Linked DNA regions of Homo sapiens: region 2 is linked to region 1. A link is a loop called in an ENCODE intact Hi-C map of the cell type or tissue named here. Cell type or tissue: PC-9. All regions are shown on one strand.

Evidence for each region. Peaks named below come from ENCODE experiments on the same cell type or tissue, not always from the same donor. Only the 100,000 strongest peaks of a DNase experiment are listed, where the experiment ranks them.
Region 2: a loop joins it to region 1, with 8 times the contacts of the local background. A loop is called at or near these places in 2 of 110 quality-filtered maps.

Annotation. Positions count from the first base shown.
Region 1 is chr13:106,471,253-106,473,752 of GRCh38, reverse strand. It overlaps LOC105370346 (a long non-coding RNA gene), which reads left to right. Exons shown (of 2, transcript XR_002957491.2): 2 at 1-2,006. Among named protein-coding and RNA genes, the nearest start is that of EFNB2, 63 kb to the left of the region's middle. RefSeq lists enhancers at 1-503, 781-1,980 and a silencer at 1,318-1,612. In PC-9, no CTCF peak of the experiment used is centred here; a DNase peak (open chromatin) is centred at 1,502; H3K4me3 peaks cover 1,410 bases; H3K27ac peaks cover 2,500 bases.
Region 2 is chr13:106,099,425-106,101,924 of GRCh38, reverse strand. No RefSeq gene overlaps it. Among named protein-coding and RNA genes, the nearest start is that of LINC00460, 280 kb to the left of the region's middle. RefSeq lists an enhancer at 764-1,631. In PC-9, no CTCF peak of the experiment used is centred here; DNase peaks (open chromatin) are centred at 1,164 and 1,464; H3K27ac peaks cover 1,919 bases.

The DNA of each region.
Region 1 (2,500 bases):
AGAATATTGGCAAACATTTATAGAAACTACAATTTCCATTTCTGCCGTGAAGACCTTCCCAAAGGCTCTGGCCGGCTCTGTTCTGTTGAACTGGACTTCTAGCAGCGGGCGTGGGAAACTCACTCCAGGACGGCGCAGCTTCTCTCAGCCCTGATGGGGAGACGGGGTCTGGGCCTGCGCTTCAACTGCAGCCCCGCAGGATTCACGACTGCCTAGGGCTGCTGGAGGACCAGGTGGGTTAGCCCACCCCAAACCTGTGTCCCAGTGCCTGAGGCTGTGAATGCAAACTTGCCCAAGAGGTTTCCTGGGAAAGGATTGTCGGAAAACCAGACAGAGACAAGGCTTATCAGCCTGACTCAATGCCAAATGCCAGGGTCAGCAGGGACACCTGATGCACGAGGGCACACACACTGCTGGCCACTCCGCCCTCAGCTCTGGCCTGGCCCTCAGCCCTCACATGCTGCCGTCAGAGGCCTGAGCAAGGTACTGAAATGGAGGAAATGTACACATTGAAGAGCAGTCTCACTGCCATCTCTGCTGTGCGGTGAGAGCACACGACTTCAATTCAGAAAACATTTCAGCGTGCTGCCACAAGCCGGGCCTGTGTCCCACCAGCTCCCTTCAAAAAGCACGGCTCAGCCCAGCTTTCCATGCTGGGGGCTGACTTCAGGCCACAGCCACAGTGCCATGGCCCTTGGTAGGCATGTCACTAGGGTGGGGACTTCAGAGGACACTGGGTCACTCCTTACGGACCGGAAGCTGGATAACACCCAGTTAGCTGGAGCAGCAGAGGAGGAAAATGGTGACCACCTCCTTGTAGTCAAGAGGAATTTGTTGAACACACGTAAGACCTTCCTAGAGAACTTTTACACTGATTAAGGGGAATTTAAAGGTGCTTAAAAGGGAGGTAGACGGGCTAGGGAAATTCCAGTCATGAGTGTAAACAGGAGCCTGTTCTACCCACAGCTTAGGAGGACCTGGGAAATGTGAGCCACCTTTACCATCACACATGGCAGGGTTTGGAACCTGGAACCCCTGATGGCTTTGTGGATATTATTCAGAGATTTGCAAACCCAGACAGATTAAAAAAAAAAAAAGAAGCAAAACTACACACAAAAGCAAGAACAAAAGTAAAAAGACTGCGTCATTATTTCTTCCAACCTCTAATTGAGATTTAGCATTTTCTTCCTTTGGGAACATAAGCACTTTCATATTCAGCCACTGCATCTGTATTTCCTCTCACAGCTTCTTTTGCAGGAATGACTTCATTCTACCACCCTTTGCTGCCATATCAGGACGTCGGGAAGCAAAGAGACGTGTCGGCTTGATCAGCACACAGGTCATTCCTAGAGAGATCAGCTCAGTCACCGAGCAGGCAGGAACAGGCACTCTGGAGGGGAGAGGCAGGCCCAGGAGGATGAGTCAAGGCAGGGATTGAAACTGCAGGATGAGGGAGTCAGCGCCTGGGAACCCACAGGGCGGAGTTAGATAAGAAGAAATGCCCGCGGAATCTGCAGTTTAAATGGAGCCTGGGGTTTGTAAAGAGGAGTCAGGCGTTCTTTACCTTGTCAGTTCCGACTGCTTTGTGCACAGCTGACTCAGAGACCGGGTGGGGCTGCCCTCTTAGGTGAAACCAGACCGATTAGAAAGTCGGCTGGGCCCTGCAGATCCTGCCGGCCACACCCTCCCAGCATTAAGGGTATGCCTCATCTGTGAAACCAACTCTCCCCCGTGAAGGAGAAGTGACATGTCCATTTTAAAGAAAATCACTTCATGGTTGAGGAGGCATGATTTTTGCATGCAACAGAGGCAGTGTAGAAGAAGTTCTTAATCAACCTTTGTGCCAAGAAGCTCTTTAGCAGTCTGATGAAGCCCGTGGGCCCCTTCTAAGAATAATATTTTTAAACCCATAACATAAATACATCGGGCACCAAGGAAACCAGTTATATTGAAACAGCTATCAAAGGAAACCAAATATCTTGAAATACAGTTATCAAAATATTGAAGTAATTGTGATCTAGTACTACGTGTGCCTCTTGATTAACTCTTTAAGTAACAAGATCTAGTATAATTCAGAAGTACATTGTACTAACGGCAATGACATTTTAAGGCATTTGCCAAAACTGCAAGGTGTTGTGGGGACACTCGCATTTTCTGTTGGTGACCAAGGGGCATTTCATGTTATACCTTTATAGAAAGAACAACGTAGTTCCCTGTGTCTTGTGGAATAGTGTGATGATTACAGGGGGAGTTCCACTAGAAAGCAGCATTCATTGATGTTGCTGATGGACTTACGGGAGTCAAACATTCCATTTTTCAAATTAAGAGCTGTGATACTGGCTGGGACTGGTGGCTCATGCCTGTAATCCCAGCACTTTGGGAGGCCAAGGTGGATCACTTGAGGTCAGGAGTTCAAGACCAGCCTGGTCAACCTGGTGAAACTCCATCTCTACTAAAAATACAGAAATTAGCTGGGCGTGGTGGTGGGCGCCTGTAATCC
Region 2 (2,500 bases), 370 kb after region 1:
CTTCGTGATTATTGCAAGGATATTTTGTCTGCAACAAAGGTTAGGTAATTTTAGAAACACCATACTAGGCTTTTTGCTGGGATATGACTTTATGGAGCCCTTGAGGAAACAGGCTCAGCCCATGCTACTGGCTTCAACAGAGAGAAGAAAAGGGATCTAATATGCAGGGAAAGAAAATACAAGTTAACATCTTATCTAAAAAAAGTTCCCAGCATAAATGTTTTATTTTCCTCAAATCATCTAGGATATTATTATGGTTAACTTTTGGCTTTAATCCCTCAGATATCACAATAATTAAATTTCTCTTACTTAACAAATATTTCCTGAGCACCTCTTACGTGCCAGGGACACTGTGAATAGAGTGGGCAAAAATCCCTGGTGTTCAGGGCCTGCCTTCTAGAGCCGAGCTGAGGGACTGAAGGAAAGAAGGTTGTCGAGGCATCCCCAGTTCTACTGTCATTATGTGGTCGCTTATGGGACTTCAAAGGTTTTATGAGGTTGAGCAGAAACCAGACATGGCCCACTTTACTGGCTGATTTTTCAGGCAGTTAATGAGATTTTTCAGTAGTATAATAATTGCTTGGTCACCCAACATTAGTCATAAAAGTAAATTTGAAGAGGGGTCAGACCACAGACCACTTTTTAAAAGACCCTCCTTTACAACATTTTTTTATTAGGAAACTTTTACTGTGAAATCATAGTTAGGGAAATATTTCTTCGGTCTCAGAGAATTATCTTTCTATTCTTTCTTCCCCCACCCTAGAGGCCACCTACTTCAGATTCCCTTCGCAGTGTTTGTTAAGTGGTTATCGTTATGCATTGTTAATGCCCCAAACACAGCTTTACATAAAACAGAAAATTTGAAAAGGCACTGAATACAAAAATAAAATATTCTCAGGGTACCCTTCATGTAGATTTGCTCGGCCGGCGGAGGGAAATGGACTTTAAAATTAGGTCATTTGCGTTAGAAACCCTAAGAAGCAAAGTTCCTCCATTCTGAATGCAGAAGTTAAAATCCAGGCCATTTTAAGACAGCTGGGGCGGCAGGGAGGAGAGAGCAGGACATGTAACTTTGTGTGACAGGCCGTCATGGCAACCGCAAAGGAATCCCCACCCCAGGGTGTGTGCCATTCACAAACAAAGGTGCTACCCTGCAGTCTTCAGGGGGAAATGTCTGGCCTTTTATCTCCTGCAAATTCCCCAGGCTCTAGGGAGGCCACACAAAGCAGGGGCTTTTTTTTTTTTCTGTGCTTACTCAGTCTCACTAGAAGGGGCCCTTTCTTCCAAACTCGGTTTCCCTTCCTGCCTCCCCACCCCCCAACCCAGCTAGTTTCTGCCCTTCCTGCCTTCTCCCCCTAAGCCAGGTGTGTCACTGCAGCACATCCCCTTCCTTATATCTCTGGGGACACCCTCAGCTTCTGGATCACAGCCACCCTGCCCTCTTTCCTAAGTCAGGCTGCTAAGCGTTAGGGAGGAATTTACTCTTAGTAAATTCTCAGTTCTTAGTAGGGCACCTCCCTCCTTGCACGCCCTGCCCTAGGGTGGGGACAGAGGGTGTGTGGCCTTTACTTTGTGAGAGGTTCCCAGTTTTGCTTTTTCAACGAAAGGGAACAAGTCATTTAAAAAGATAAGCACTGAGCCAGGGTTAAGGGAGAGCACAAAAATAAGATCATTAGAAATTGCAATTGAAGCCAAGTCTAACTTCGTGTCCAAAGATCAGGATTCTTGGCCTTTGTCACCACTGCTGAGTTCTCCTTCTTAAGGGCCCAGTTTGCTTTTTATAAGCTTCAAGTGCATTGTCCTATTTGAAAGATATCTTCTGCTTAGACAAAAAGAATTCTAACTTTTATTCCTTCGTTATCACACGTCCTCGGCCCCTGATTTGATCTCGGAGCAGGGCTCCAGGCAAACAGTGCCCCCTGAACTCTCGCCTCGGCTTCCCCGGCCTCCTCCCTGAACTCTCGCCTCGGCTTCCCCAGCCTCCTCTCCTCTTTGCAGTCTGGTTGCCTGACGCACGCAGCGCATGCTTGCTTGTCACAGACTGCTAGAATGCAAAACGATGAGAATTAATGCTGTTATTAAAGGATTTTTAAATTAAATGTGCAGTTTAGAGCCAGATGCTGCCTTCTTAAAGGAAGAGAAGTTTAAGTTAAAAAATCTGACAGATATTCGTTCCATCTAGCGTGGCAGAATTTATGGTAGATTACCGTCTTTGATTTCTGTGGCCTGGGGTTGTCAGGTCCACTTGCAAATGCGCTGTGGGAAAGAGTTGCACTTTTGTAATTTGAAAACATATGGGACATATGGTAAATATTACACCCATAACTGTTACGAAGTTCTGTTTCCTTAAAGGACCTTTCTTTTTTGCCTGTACCCTCCAGGGGATTACTTGCAAGAACCCCATTATCTTTCTACCTCTATTTTCCCCTAAAGTCGATTTGCTTTATTCTGATGCTTTAGAATCCCAGTGAAAAAATCTGGAAATCGAGTGTTTATTTTT